Linked DNA regions of Homo sapiens: region 1 is linked to region 2. Evidence: read pairs that join two places in POLR2A ChIA-PET (ENCODE). Cell type or tissue: PC-9. All regions are shown on one strand. Each heading gives the region's core, and the rest is flanking DNA. Links, peaks and the distances in the headings are about the cores only.

What was found. Peaks named below come from ENCODE experiments on the same cell type or tissue, not always from the same donor. Only the 100,000 strongest peaks of a DNase experiment are listed, where the experiment ranks them.
Region 1: POLR2A ChIA-PET joins it to region 2 with 14 read pairs; 2 of 35 experiments call an interaction of 5 or more read pairs at or near these places.

Annotation. Positions count from the first base shown.
Region 1 is chr6:51,407,301-51,415,421 of GRCh38, reverse strand. It overlaps LOC105375085 (a long non-coding RNA gene), which reads left to right and starts at 6,743. Exons shown (of 3, transcript XR_926868.1): 1 at 6,743-6,981. It also overlaps the pseudogene WTAPP2. In PC-9, for the core only: no CTCF peak of the experiment used is centred there; no DNase peak of the experiment used is centred there.
Region 2 is chr6:51,187,842-51,195,962 of GRCh38, reverse strand. No RefSeq gene overlaps it. Among named protein-coding and RNA genes, the nearest start is that of TFAP2B, 370 kb to the right of the region's middle. In PC-9, for the core only: no CTCF peak of the experiment used is centred there; no DNase peak of the experiment used is centred there; H3K4me3 peaks cover 719 bases.

The DNA.
Region 1 (8,121 bases), core at 3,289-5,788, 220 kb before region 2:
GATAACTCAAGTAGGCCTTTTTGTGTGTGTGGCTTCCACTGCCCTTGCAATTCTGGCCAAGGTGAAAGTCATGTGATTTCATTAAAGGACTTATCGAATCACGCATAAGTGAATATCTACTGTGGACTAGGCAGTTTTCTAGGAAATTGGAATCCTGGGAAACATAAGACATGGCTCCTGTATTTAAAGAATACTTCACCTAGTAGAGAAGGCACACAAGTAAAAGACTATTTAGTTGTGGTGTAAATGTTTAGAGCTTGGGGCAAGAGACAGGCTACATCAATTGGAATCCTAACTCTTTTAGTTACTACTGGTGTGTAGACTTGGGCAAGTTACCTCACCTCTCAATGCATCAGTTCACTCATCTGTAAAATGGAAAAATGCCTCATAGGATTGTTAAAACAATTAAATGAGCTAATATATTTGAGGTTAGCTAGTGTTAGCTTTTTATGATAGCCTGATGAGCATTTGAAAAGAGAGAAATTAAACACATCAGAACAGTTGGCTTTGTCACTTTAGGCTTCCCATTGGAGGTGATAATGGAATTGAGCATTAAAGACTGAGTAGGCATTAACAGGGAACTCAAAGTTGTAAAGTCCTTTTAGGTAGGAGGTGGTATGTACATGGACACTGCAAAAGAGCTCATTACAATATTAGGGAACCTCCAAGAAGTCACATATGGCTGGACAGTGGTGTATCTGAGGCAGGTAAAATAGTTGAAGCTGGAAAGAAAGGCAGGAGCCCCTCACAAGGAGCCTATCAGTGAGGATCAGAGTTCAGGCTCATCCCTGGAGTCAGGTAAGGCTTGACTCCAGGAATGACAGCCTTTAAGCATGGCAGTGATATACGGGTGCCAGTAGATTGATATTGGATCAACAGCCCTGATGCTGTCTGAGGCAGTGGCATTTTATGAAGATGGGCATAAATGTGTGTTGACTCACAAGTACTGTCTTTCGTCTGCTCTGTTAGTATGTGCAGATACTAAAAACCAGAAATATTTATATGACACCTGAGAAAAGTGAAGCCCTCTGTGTTCTGTTACCCACCTCAGATTTCACCCTTTCTCCCAGCCTCATATAAACTAAGAACTGAAAGGATTTTCCATCCATGCCTGCCCTGAGGGTACCATAAGGGTAGAGTGCTGAATTCAGTGCAATGGAGTTGAGAAGAAAGTAAAAGATCAGGTCTTTGTCCTGGTGATGTTGTATTCTAAGCGGATGAGAGAAAAAAAAAGTCATACAGAAGTACATAATAACATATGTGAAAACTAGTTCCTAAGCACATAAGCTTCTCATCCACAGTAGTGTGTCTTCAAAGTACAGTTGGCTGGCACCACTGTCAGACTTACATGGAATCCTTGTTTAACATGCACATGGCTGAGCCCCACTTAGCCCTGATGAATGAGAATCTGCATTTTCAATAAGTATTTCAGCCAATCTACAACACATTAATGTTAAAAAACAACCTATCTATGTCATCCCTTATTTTAAATAAGCATGCACAGTTTATGTACATCAATGATCAACGAACTAAGAAGTATTATTTATCTATTTGGAAAAATTCTACTCGCTCAACTTTAGGGAGGGATGATTCTTATACTTTTATGCCTCATCCCTTTCATATTATTCTGTTCTCATGCTGCTAATAAGGACATACCTGAGACTGAGTAATTTATAAAGGAAAGAGGTTTAATTGACTCACAGTTCAGCATGATTTTAGAGGCCTCAGGAAACTTATAATCATGGTGGAAGGGGACACAAACGTCCTTCTTCACATGGTGACAGCATGGAGAAGTGCAAACGGGGAAAAGCCCCTTATAAAACCATCAGATCTCTTGAGAACTCACTCACTATCATGAGAACAGCATGGAGGCAACCACCCCTATGATTCAATTACCTCCAACTGGATCCCCCCTCCATGATGTGTGGAGATTGTGAGAACTACAATTCAAGATGAGATTTGCGTGGGGACACAGCCAAACCATATCACCTTTCATAGGGCATTTAAACCTTTCAACATTATGAACAAAGGTTAACCGTGACAGATAAGAGAATCATACAAGTAATTGGTTTAAATGGTAAGAAATTTCAGTATTTCCCAGCATAGTAACCATGTTTGAAAGAAGATCACACTTCTACAAAATGACTTCCATTTAGGAACAGCCTTTTCATTGTGAAGTATCTACAGCTGCCAGTACTAAATCCATGGGATATAAAGAGGGAAACAGGAATAAGATACAATCTCTGCCCTAAGGGGGCCATAGACTTTTTAAATATTTCCTTATTTTTTAGTCAGAAGAAGGGGATAGGGGAAAGATATGTACATAATATCAGATGAGCCCACTACTAGAGATGCTACTGAGACTCTGGAAGCTGAGTGGTAGAAAACCTCAAAATATTAAAATTAGGGAAGGTCTCATAAAGGAGGTTACTCCTGAGCAGATGCTGACAGAAAATAGGATGCTCTTCCCTAAGGCATCAAATGGGGGAAAGGAATTGCAGGCTGGGACTCCCATGCAGCAAGGCAGAGCAGCATGCCGTGGGGGAAACATTAGTCCCTGCCTTTCCTTTGAGGGCCCCCACCACACAGCCTTCTTCATAAAACTTAGGTGATCTGACCAAATAGTCTTACATATGTCAGACTTGCACCATTTATATGTGCATAGGGATACTTTGCCTTCAAACATCAAAAAATTAAAATTAACCTAAATAATTTCATTTAAAATCAATTAGCATTTTCATTTACTTTGACTGATAAAGAAAAAGCCTACATTTTCTTTACAGAAAGACATTTGAAGACATCCTGTACAAATTACTAAAAGGAAAAATAACACAATATTGTAATTAGGTTAACTATATTTCCTCAGTCCTCCCTCTGGCCACCTCCTTCCCAAATAGATCACTTTAGAAAAACTAGCAGTTATTCAAAACAAAATATGTTGGTGTATCTTGCAGCCAAATAATATGAATTGACAAGGCACAATAATATGAGCCAACCTTGAACTGATAAATTTGCCCAGTAAAAAAGTGTAGCTTGAGCAGCTCTGTTGATCATTTGAAATGTTAATGGTAATATGCTTGTTTACTATTGAGATATTTATGACTAATGGTGTGATGTTATTTAAATTCACAGCATTCATTAATTTCAGCTGTTTTTCATCATTAGGAAAAATAATTCAACAGAAACTTCAATATTTTTTAAGAGCAACATATGAAGCAACACCAGAGTGCCACCAATCACAGAAGGCCCCTTCCTCAGACTCGGTTCTGCCAAAACCAAGCCCTCCAAAAAAGACTTCCTCTGGGTAACTTCTGGGTTGCATTCAGATTTTTAAAGACTTAGAAAGAACTCTTCTAATTCCTCAAGTTAACTTGGTATCAGAACATGATTAGTCCTATTGTGGTTATGATTAGCAATATATAAAGGCCACATTTATGCCCCATGTAAAGGAGGTCAGATGACGAAAGTGATTTTTTCCCTTGGGTTCATGGGTGACTCAAGACTATTGTAATGTTCACATTTTATAACAGGAAATAGAAAGTTAATTGATAGCTATTTAGAGCCATCAAAATCCTTTTTTAATAAACCTAGTAAGGCAATAAAGAATTACTTTGTGTAAGATTAGAAAGACCATAGAAAATAATTTATTATGACTGATTTCCATATGGGTTGCTGAGCCAACAGACGACTGGCGCTAATTGTTGACTTAAACTCAGTCACTGTAACTCCAAGTCAAAATGTTTCCTGTGGTTTGAGATTGGCTTCAGCCTTTTACCTCCAAGAATGGAAGGACACGAAGGTTCCACAGGATATCTGCTCTACTTTTTCCTTTTTTTTTTCCTAAAAAGATCTTAATGTTGTGTGAGGTCAGGGGTTTTATTTTTCTCTGTTCTACATAATCCTGTCTTTATCCATGCTTATGGATGTGGAAAGAGCTACATTTATAGCTATCCTTATCTAAAGCTCACTGACTTGATGATTCAGAATAAGGTTAAAGAACACAGTTTTTGTTACCAGTTACTTAAGCAGTAAGTAATATACAGATACGAATTATAAACTATTACCAATCTAATATGTGATAGCAAATGACATAATCAGACTTTAGTTGCCTTGGTATGTTAAAAAGAAGAGATCTCACTCTGTGATGATCAATTAATCAATGAACTGTCCTGTGTTTTACAGTCACGATTATCTAATCTGGATAAAATATACACATTTGCAGAATCACGGTGACCTAAAAATGCAGTCACCAACTGCCTGCCGATAAAGATGAACATCATTTGGTTGATTAACAATAACAATAAAATACTTAAATGAAGATGCCTGAAACTGCAAGAAGAAAGAGGTGGGGAGGCATTAGCAGAATGCCCTGTGGAAGAGAATTCATGATCAGGTGTTCTTCATGGCTCTTATGAGAGATCATTGAGCTCAGCTCTGGGATATCTGGAGCTGGATGGCTGACTTATTCCTGAATTTAAGCCAAGAGTATGTGAAGAAACAATCTGCTTCTGGTTCACAAGAAAACCTCTGAAATTTAGGAAAAACCAAGGAGAAAAAAAAAAAAAAAAAAAAACAGAGAGTGAGGGATAAGTGATGTCTGAAGTGCCAAATTTGGCATCAGGAGAATGGTTGGAATAGATCGTGAACTCTTAGCAAAAGAGACCATTCTGGGCTTGCTGAGCTCCGGCGCCCGCGGAGCTCGCACCAGGCTCCCCGGAAAGGACGGGGCGTGTTACCGGGGAGCAGCTGCTCTATTGCGCCTCGAGGCTCCGATCGGGCTAGGCCGGCGGCCTCGCTCCCTCCCTTCACCTTTCCTCTCCTGGCGGGCCCGGCGGCGGGCAAGTGACTGCCCGCCATGCCTGAAAGGCGACTCTTCGATTCAAGATGACCAGAGAAGAACCTCTTCCCAAGAAAGTTCGACTGAGTGAAACAGACTTCAAAGTTATGGCAACAGATGAGTTAATTCTAAGATGGAAACAATATGAAGCATACGTACAAGCTTTGGAGGGCAAGTATACAGATCTTAAACTCTAATGATGTAACTGGCCTAAGAGAGTCTGAAGAAAAACTAAAGCAACAACAGCAAGAGTCTGCACGCAGGGAAAACATCCTTGTAATGCGACTAGCAACCAAGGAACAAGAGATGCAAGAGTGTACTACTCAAATCCAGTACCTCAAGCAAGTCCAGCAGCCGAGCGTTGCCCAACTGAGATCAACAATGGTAGACCCAGCGATCAACTTGTTTTTCCTAAAAATGAAAGGTGAACTGGAACAGACTAAAGACAAACTGGAACAAGCCCAAAATGAACTGAGTGCCTGGAAGTTTACGCCTGATAGGTAAACAAATCATCCTCCCCAGTTAAGACTTCCCTGACAGTCCCACTACGAGAAAGCTGTGGTGGGACAACCAAGTACTCGTTTCCACACCAAGACTCAGACTTTTTGAGCCAAAAAAAAAAAAAAAAAAAGCCACATTCTTACACTGTCCAGCTTGTAATGTTTAATGTAAAACTTACCAGATGAACCTTGTGTTTCAGCTTTTTTCTTTTCCCCTTCCCCTTGCTTCAGACGCCTGATGGCATCGGACTATTCCGAAGAAGTGGCCACCTCCGAAAAATTCCCCTTCTAGAACATGTAGACACTTGAGAAATGTTTCTGTTTGAAGAAAATAGAGGGAGAAACAGAAGTCTTAAGTCTGTGGCACACTGTGTCTTCAGACAGTTTGAAGGAATGAAAACCTAGAGATTTTAAATCATGAAGTGAAAATGTAAAATTCCAGTAAAATGTAAAAATGGAATATGCATCGCTCTTAACCTTGAGCATAGTGACTTAGAGACACTGTGTATCAGTTTTGCCAATAAGACTGTGGACTTCATGATTGTTGTACTTCTGGGTCAAAACTCAAATGAGGTGAATTTTGCCTTTAAAGGTTTTATTTGCTGAGAAACAACTTTTGATAGTCATGAGAGAATCAAATAATAGATGTCCGTACAAGTAGCACATATATTTAACCATTTAGTTTGGGGCTCTGTATTACTTGCTTGAGCCTTAATCAATGTGGTTTTATTCAATGGTTTGTTCTTTGAATGGCTGCAAAAACTGTAGATAAACTTACTGAGGACTGTACAGACATGAAGGTGTGGTATCAAACTTCAGGTTGAAACTGTTTGAAGCATTATAAACATTCATTTCACAACTAGATTGTATAAGGATATTAGCTGTGATGAGACTCACTGCATTTTTTTTTAGTGAATTTTATGAAATCCCCATTCCATTCAACAGGCACATGTTTGAAAGAGCATTGTCGTTGGTGTTAATGGGGGAATGTGTTCCTTCATTGTATTTGGGCCTTTTGTATTGCACTCTTGATATTAAATTAAATGTGCCTTGAAATAGTTGGGTTTTTTTTTCTAAGTTCAAAGAATATTATGATGATTTTGTTGTACTATTTAACATTTTAATTTGGGGCTGGGAGGGCCTGTGGAGAGCAGATTCATTTTGGAAATACTGTTGCTGTGCTCTTCAAAGTGAAGGAAAAGGCGCTGTGCCTCATTTTTAAAAGACCTACATAAAAGACAAGGAGACTTGACACTTGTTACTTTTATGACACTTTGTCCCTGGGTATTGCAGTAGAAAGTAATGTGGGACAGCTTCACAGAGTGCCTGCCAGAAGATAATGTGTTGGAACAGTGGGCTGGCCTAAGTAAGACATTTTATGAATTGAAAAAAGATATACTGATCATTTCTAGCAAATTCATTTAACCATTTAGATAAATGAGGCATTATTTTCTTCATGCTTCCATCCAATCCTGGAGGTGAATTTTTTCTGTCTGATCATTCTATAAGTCACCAATTCAAATTTTCGCTTGGTGATAATGGAGTCTAAGATGAGTGGAAGATAAATGTTCCAGCTTGTCGCAACATTTAAGTGCAGTTTTAACAAGGGTGACTTAAGTTCTCTCTCAATCATTCAAATCAATTGTAAGTATCATATGTTTGTGCTTTAGGGAACTGATTGTGGGGCAGAGGGTAGGTTGAAGAAGTGGTTTGTATGACTTTTCAGCAAGAAATCTGCATCTAAAATTCTCACTATTTGTGAGGGTTGGAGGGTAAGTAACCAGATCTGTTTGAAATTAGCTTATGTGCTTGCATTAAGGCTTTTGTAAATATTTTATGCCATTTAAGTTCACAGTAGAAATGGCCTAAGTATCTTTTTAGTAGATTTTAGTAGAAAAGTAATCCATAAAATGTATTATTAACATGTACTCAAATTTAGCAGGCATCTTTCTTTGCCACTTAGATGGCAGTCATGAGTTCTGTGGTTTTTTTCTTGTCATTGTTAAAATTTTCTCTTTTAATAAGATAATACATGCTTGTGTATAAAATTGAAATACTGTTGAGAAAGGGGGAGATGAAAAGTGAGTGTCACTCTTGGATCTGACCTTGACATCCTCATTCTGTTCTCCAGGAGCAGTAACTGCTATTACTTTTTCTTGGGTATCATGAAGATAATTTCTATGCATATACAGTCATTTTATGTATATTGTTTTAAACAAATGTGATCATACCATAAACACAGATGAGTTGCACCTTGTTTTTTTTAACTTGGTCTCTTTGGCGTTTTTCCATTTTTTAGTGTATCTAGACACCTACATTTTTAATGGTTACATAATGTATTTGCATTATATTAAGGAATCATGATTTATTTGAATCACTTATAAATGGATTTTTTTCCGTAAAATTGGCTGTAAGCCAGAGTATATCAGGTACTATAAATACATCACTAATTTGAAACAAATAATGGCTCAGGCAATCCCCTGTCTGGAATATTTCCAGTAGTGGAATGGGTTTTGCTTTGGGTTGCGTGCATGCGCGCGTGTGTTTGTGTGTCTTCACTTTACTGTTTTTCTGTTTTAATTTTGAGGAAGAAAGATTCCCGGAAATAACCTGTCCAGTTCAGTTAAAATATTTCATTTATGTGAGACTGTACACATTTTAGAGTGTTTAGAGGTATATCTTTCAAAGTGCTTTCTATTATGTTTGTGGGTGATTTTAGGAATGGGTTGATTTTTTTGTTTGTAATTTTAAAAAATTATTCAAAAACAATTACTTGTAATTAAA
Region 2 (8,121 bases), core at 1,999-4,498:
TGGAAGGAAAACGAACATTTATTAACATCCACTTTTGCCACCTTTTCTTCCTCATTTCCTACTCTTCCTCTTACTCTTTGCAGCTATTTCTCCAATCCACTTAGCAGACTTTCTCTGGATTTGCCCTAACTTCAGTATGCTGCTCTAGATGTTGTGACACCTGAACCATACAAAGAGTATCAGACGCAGAAATCTCAGACAGTTAGGCAAATGAAAGCTAATTTTTCCTGGTTTGTTTTAACTGCCTCTTGGTTTCCAATCTTTGGATTGGCCCTCTTTGCCATATAAAGACATGCACAGTTAGACTTGGATTTTTTTCTCTGAATTTTAACTAACAGCACAGAATCACCAACGTGTGTATTCTAGAGACTTAATGCTCTTCCTTCCTGCCATGTCTCACTTGCTTGCTCAATGCATACGTTTTTTAGGTAGTTGGTCTGAACCCCACCATTAGCCATGTGGGTAGTGAGAGAAGCTCCCAAACACAGAGACTGCCCTGAGCAATTTGCTAAGAGTAGGGCTCTTAGCAAAGTATTTCTTCAGTGGGTCATACATTGTTGTTGTTGTTTTTATCACTGAATTTATATTTCTCCTCCACACTATTTAAATACTTGGAAGTGCAAACAATCAGAATGGCTTCTTCTCTCTTACAAAGATTCTTTTTAATTGGTTTCAGACTCATTTACCATTACCTTCTGAATCAGCTCTTTAATGCAAGAGTCAAAAGAATGCATCTTTTGCTTGTGAACTGCTATTTTAGGAAACAGTCCTTTGTTCTTTGTGAAAACCTCACCTCCAACTTTTATAATATTAATTCCATCTAAGTTTGGGAAATCAAAGACAATCATTATTATTTTTGGCCTAATTTTACTGCTTTCCCAGAATTTTTAAATGCTGTTTTTCTCAGATTCTTCGGTCTATTTTACATACCTTTTGCTAATTATTTATTAAAGTGGCATTAAATTCTTTTTATGCCTTATGGCCTTTCTTTTTTCTATGATTAGTCTTATATTTAAAAAATAACATTTTTTTCTTTTTGTTTAAAGGCAGTATCAATACACTATCAAAACATAAGAAAGTACAAACATGAAAACAAAAATTTTTAACCTAGATTGTTCCCCACCAGAGCCCATTTAATATCACATACAAAAACATGCACTCTTTATGGGAGGAAATATTTGTAAACCATACATCTGATGAGGTTAATATCTATAATATCTAAGAAACTCATTCAATTCAATAGGAAAAACAAATACAATTTGAATATCCCTTATTCAAAATGCTTGGAAAGAGTAGTGCTTTGAATTTGTGATTTTTTTTTCAGATTTTGGAATATTTGCATTGCGCTTATCTGTTGAGCATCTCAAATCTAAAAATTTGAAAGCAAGTGCTCCAGTGAGCATTTCCTTCGAGCATCTTGGTGGTGCTCAAAGAGTTTAGAATTTTGGAACATTTCAGATTTTAGATTTTCAAATTTGGGTTGCTTAACCAGTAATTCACTTTAAAAATGGGCAAAGAGCCTGAACAGACCTTTTTTTCAAAATTCCAGCAGGTACATGAAAAGGTGCTCAATGTCATTAATCATCAGGAATTTGCAAATCAAAACCACAGGATCATCTCACACCTGTTAGGATGGCTATGAAATAGACAGGAAGTAACAAATGCTGGTAAGGATGTGGAGGAAAAAAAAACATTGTACACTATTGATGGGAATGTAATTTGATACAGCCAATATAGTAAACACTATGAAAGTTTCTCAAAAAAAAAAAATAAAAATAGAACTAGCATGTGATCTAGTAATCCCACTATTTGGTGTATATATGAAGGGAAAGAAATCAATGTCTTGAGGAAATGAATGTCTTGAGGAAATAAATTCCTATTCATTGCAGGGTTATTCACAATAGCCAAAATATGAAAACAATCTGTTCATGGATGGGTGAATGAATTTTAAAAAATTGTATATATACACACACACACACACACACACACACCCCTGTTGTGATACTTTGGATGAACCTGGAGGACACAGTTTTTGCTCTTTTTGAGACAGGATCTCACTCTGCCACACAGGTTGGAGTGCAACGGCACAATCGCAGCTCACTGTAGCCTCAAACTTCTAGTCTCAAAAGATCCTCCCAGCTAAGGGGAGGGCAGCCAAGATGGCCGAATAGGAACAGCTCCGGTCTACAGCTCCCAGCGTGAGCGACACAGAAGACAGGTGATTTCTGCATTTCCATCGGAGGTACCGGGTTCATCTCACTAGGGAGTGCCAGACAGTGGGCGCAGGACAGTGGGTGCAGTGCACCCTGCGCGAGCCGAAGCAGGGCGAGGCATAGCCTCACTTGGGAAGTGCAAGGGGTCAGGGAGTTCCCTTTCCTAGTCAAAGAAAGGGGCGACAGATGGCACCTGGAAAATCGTGTCACTCCCACCCCAATACTGAGCTTTTCTGATGGGCTTAAAAAACGGCGCACCAGGAGATGATATCCTACACCTGGCTTGGAGGGTCCTATGCCCACAGAGTCTGGCTGATTGCTAGCACAGCAGTCTGAGATCAAACTGCAAGGCAGCAGTGAGGCTGTGGGAGGGGCGCCCGCCATTGCCCAGCCTTGCTTAGGTAAACAAAGCAGCTGGGAAGCTTGAACTGGGTGGAGCCCACCACAGCTCAAGGAGGCCTGCCTGCCTCTGTAGGCTCCACCTCTCGGAGCAGGGCACAGACAAACAAAAAGACAGCAGTAACCTCTGCAGACTTAAATGTCCCTGTCTGACAGCTTTGAAGAAAGCAGTGGTACTCACAGCACGCAGCTGCAGATCTGAGAACGGGCAGACTGCTTCCTCAAGTGGGTCCCTGACCCCTGATACCTGAGCAGCCTAACTGGGAGGCACCCCCCAGTAGGGGCAGACTGACAACTCACACGGCCGGGTACTCCTCTGAGACAAAACCTCCAGAGGAATGATCAGACAGCAGCATTCCTGGTTCATGAAAACCCGCTGTTCTGCAGCCACCACTGCTGATACCCAGGCAAACAGGGTCTGGAGTGCACCTCTAGCAAACTCCAACAGACCTGCAGCTGAGGGTCCTGACTGTTAGAAGGAAAACTAACAAACAGAAAGGACATCCACACCAAAAACCCATCTGTACATCACCATCATCAAAGACCAAAAGTAGATAAAACCACAAAGATGGCGAAAAAACAGAGCAGAAAAACTGGAAACTCTAAAAAGCAGAGTGCCTCTCCTCCTCCAAAGGAACGCAGTTCCTCACCAGCAATGGAACAAAGCTGGACGGAGAATGACTTTGACAAGTTGAGAGAAGAAGGCTTCAGACAATCAAACTACTCCAAGCTACAGGAGGAAATTCAAACTAAAGGCAAAGAGTTAAAAACTTTGAAAAAAATTTAGACGAATGTATAACTAGAATAACCAATTCAGAGAAGTCCCTAAAGGACCTGATGGAGCTGAAAGCCAAGGCTCGAGAAGTACGTGAAGAATGCAGAAGCCTCAGGAGCCGATGCGATCCACTGGAAGAAAGGGTATCAGTGATGGAAGATCAAATGAATGAAATGAAGCAAGAAGGGAAGTTTAGAGAAAAAAGAATAAAAAGAAATGAACAAAGCCTCCAAGAAATATGGGACTATGTGAAAAGACCAATCTACGTCTGATTGGTGTACCTTAAAGTGACGGGGAGAATGGAACCAAGTTGGAAAACACTCTGCAGGATATTATCCAGGAGAACTTCCCCAATCTAGCAAGGCAGGCCAACATTCAGATTCAGGAAATACAGAGAACACCACAAAGATACTCCTCGAGAAGAGCAACTCCAAGAAACATAATTGTCAGATTCACCAAAGTTGAAATGAAGGAAAAAATGTTAAGGGCAGCCAGAGAGAAAGGTCCGGTTACCCACAAAGGGAAGACCATCAGACTAACAGCTGATCTCTTGGCAAAAACTCTACAAGCCAGAAGAGAGTGGGGGCCAATATTCAACATTCTTAAAGAAAAGAATTTTCAGTGCAGAATTTCATATCCAGCCAAACTAAGCTTCATAAGTGAAGCAGAAATAAAATACTTTACAGACAAGCAAATGCTAAGAGATTTTGTCACCACCAGGCCTGCCCTAAAAGAGCTCCTGAAGGAAGCACTAAACATGGAAAGGAACAACCAGTACCAGCCACTGCAAAATCATGCCAAATTGTAAAGACCATCGAGACTAGGAAGAAACTGCATCAACTAACGAGCAAAATAACCAGCTAACATCATAATGACAGGATCAAATTCAAACATAACTATATTAACTTTAAATGTAAATGGACTAAATGCTCCAATTAAAAGACACAGACTGGCAAATTGGATAAAGAGTCAAGACCCATCAGTGTGCTGTATTCAGGAAACCCATCTCACGTGCAGAGACACATATAGGCTCAAAATAAAAGGATGGAGGAAGATCTACCAAGCAAATGGAAAACAGAAAAAGGCAGGGGTTGCAATCCTAGTCTCTGATAAAACAGACTTTAAACCAACAAAGATCAAAAGAGACAAAGAAGGCCATTACATAATGGTAAAGGGATCAATTCAACAAGAAGAGCTGACTATCCTAAATACATATGCACCCAATACAGGAGCACCCAGATTCATAAAGCAAGTCCTGAGTGACCTACAAAGAGACTTAAGACTCCCACAGAATAATAATGGGAGACTTTAACACCCCACTGTCAACATTAGACAGATCAACGAGGCAGAAAGTTAACAAGGGTACCCAGGAATTGAACTCAGCTCTGCACCAAGCAGACCTAATAGACATCTACAGAACTCTCCACCCCAAATCAACAGAATATATATTTTTTTCAGCACTGCACCACACCTGTTCCAAAATTGACCACATAGTTGGAAGTCAAGCTCTCCTCAGCAAATGTAAAAGAACAGAAATTATAACAAACTGTCTCTCAGACCACAGTGCAATCAAACTAGAACTCAGGATTAAGAAACTCACTCAAAACCACTCAACTACATGGAAACTGAACAACCTGCTCCTGAATGACTACTGGGTACATAATGAAATGAAGACAGAAATAAAGATGTTCTTTGAAACCAATGTGAACAAAGACACAACATACCAGAATCTCTGGGACACATTCAAAGCAGTGTGTAGAGGGAAATTTAAAGCACTAAATGCCCACAAGAGAAAGCAGGAAAGATCCAAAATTGACACCCTAACATCACAATTAAAAGAACTAGAAAAGCAAGAGCAAACACATTCAAAAGCTAGCAGAAGGCACGAAATAACTAAAATCAGAACAGAACTGAAGGAAATAGAGACACAAAAACCCTTCAAAAAATTAATGAATCCAGGAGCTGATTTTTTGAAAGGATCAACAAAATTGATAGACCGCTAGCAAGTCTAATAAAGAAAAAAGAAGAATCAAATAGACATAACAAAAAATGATAAAGGATATATCACCACCGATCCCACAGAAATACAAACTACCATCAGAGAATACTACAAACACCTCTATGCAAATAAACTAGAAAATCTAGAAGAAATGGATAAATTCCTCGACACATACACCCTCCCAAGACTAAACCAGGAAGAAGTTGAATCTCTGAATAGACCAATAACAGGCTCTGAAACTGTGGCAATAATCAATAGCTTATCAACCAAAAAGAGTCCAGGACCAGATGGATTCACAGCCGAATTCTACCAGAGGTACAAGGAGGAACTGGTACGATTCCTTCTGAAACTATTCCAATCAATAGAAAAAGGGGAATCCTCCCTAACTCATTTTATGAGGCCAGCATCATCCTGATACCAAAGCCGGGCAGAGACACAACCAAAAAAGAGAATTTTAGACCAATATCCTTGGTGAACATTGATGCAAAAATCCTCAATAAAATACTGGCAAACCGAATCCAGCAGCACATCAAAAAGCTTATCCACCATGATCGAGTGGGCTTCATCCCTGGGATGCAAGGCTGGTTCAATATATGCAAATCAATAAATGTAATCCAGCATTTAAAAAGAACCAAAGACAAAAACCACATGACTATCTCAATAGATGCAGAAAAGCCCTTTGACAAAATTCAACAACGCTTCATGCTAAAAACTCTGAATAAATTAGGTATTGATGGGACGTATCTCAAAATAATAAGAGCTATCTATGACAAACCCACAGCCAATATCATACTGAATGGGCAAAAACTGGAAGCATTCCCTTTGAAAACTGGCACAAGACAGGGATGCCCTCTCTCACCACTCCTATTCAACATAGTGTTGGAAGTTCTGGCCAGGGCAATTAGGCAGGAGAAGGAAATAAAGGGTATTCAATTAGGAAAAGAGGATGCCAAATTGTCCCTGTTTGCTTATGACATGATTGTATATCTAGAAAACCCCATCGTCTCAGGCCAAAATCTCCTTAAGCTGATAGGCAACTTTAGCAAAGTCTCAGGATACAAAATCAATGTACAAAAATCACAGGCATTCTTATACACCAATAACAGACAAACAGAGAGCCAAATCATGAGTGAACTCCCATTCACAATTGCTTCAAAGAGAATAAAATACCTAGGAATCCAACTTACAAGGGACGTGAAGGATCTCTTCAAGGAGAACTACAAACCACTGCTCAATGAAATAAAAGAGGGTACAAACAAATGGAAGAACATTCTATGCTCATGGGTAGGAAGAATCAATATCATGAAAATGGCCATAATGCCCAAGGTAATTTATAGATTCAACGCCATCCCCATCAAGCTACCAACGACTTTCTTCACAGAATTGGAAAAAACTACTTTAAAGTTCATATGGAACCAAAAAAGAGCCCGCATCACCAAGTCAATCCTAAGCCAAAAGAACAAAGCTGGAGGCATCACGCTACCTGACTTCAAACTACACTACAAGGCTACAGTAACCAAAACAGCATGGTACTGGTACCAAAACAGAGAAATAGACCAATGGAACAGAACAGAGCCCTCAGAAATAACGCCGCATATCTACAACTATCTGATCCTTGACAAACCTGAGAAAAACAAGCAATGGGGAAAGGATTCCCTATTTAATAAATGGTGCTGGGAAAACTGGCTAGTCATATGTAGAAAGCTGAAACTGGACCCCTTCCTTACACCTTTTACAAAAATTAATTCAAGATGGATGAAAGACTTAAACATTAGACCTAAAACCATAAAAACCCTAGAAGAAAACCTAGGCATTTCCATTCAGGACATAGGCATGGGCAAGGACTTCATGTCTAAAACACCAAAAGCAAAGGCAACAAAAGCCAAAATTGACAAATGGGATCTAATTAAACTAAAGAGCTTCTGCACAGCAAAAGAAACTACCATCAGAGTGAACGGGCAACCTACAGAATGGGAGAAAATTTTCGCAACCTACTCATCTGACAAAGGGCTAATATCCAGAATCTACAATGAACTCAAACAAATTTACAAGAAAAAAACAAACAACCCCATCAAAAAGTGGGCGAAGGACATGAACAGACACTTCTCAAAAGAAGACATTTATGCAGCCAAAAAACACATGAAAAAGATGCTAACCATCAGTGGCCATCAGAGAAATGCAAATCAAAACCGCAATGAGATACTATCTCACCCCAGTTAGAATGGCAATCATTAAAAAGTCAGGAAACAACAGGTGCTGGAGAGGATGTGGAGAATAAGATCACTTTTACACTGTTGGTGGGACTGTAAACTAGTTCAACCATTGTGGAAGTCAGTGTGGTGATTCCTCAGAGATCTAGAACTAGAAATACCATTTGACCCAGCCATCCCATTACTGGGTATATACCCAAAGTATTATAAATCATGCTGCTATAAAGACACATGCACACGTATGTTTATTGTGGCACTATTCACAATAGCAAAGACTTGGAATGAAACCAAATGTCCAACAATGATAGACTGGATTAAGAAAATGTGGCACATATATACCATGGAATACTATGCAGCCATAAAAAATGATGAGTTCATGTCCTTTGTAGGGACATGGATGAAATTGGAAATCATCATTCTCAGTAAAGTATCGCATGGATGAAAAACCAAACACTGCATATTCTCACTCATAGGTGGTAATTGAACAGTGAGAACACATGGACACAGGAAGGGGAACATCACACT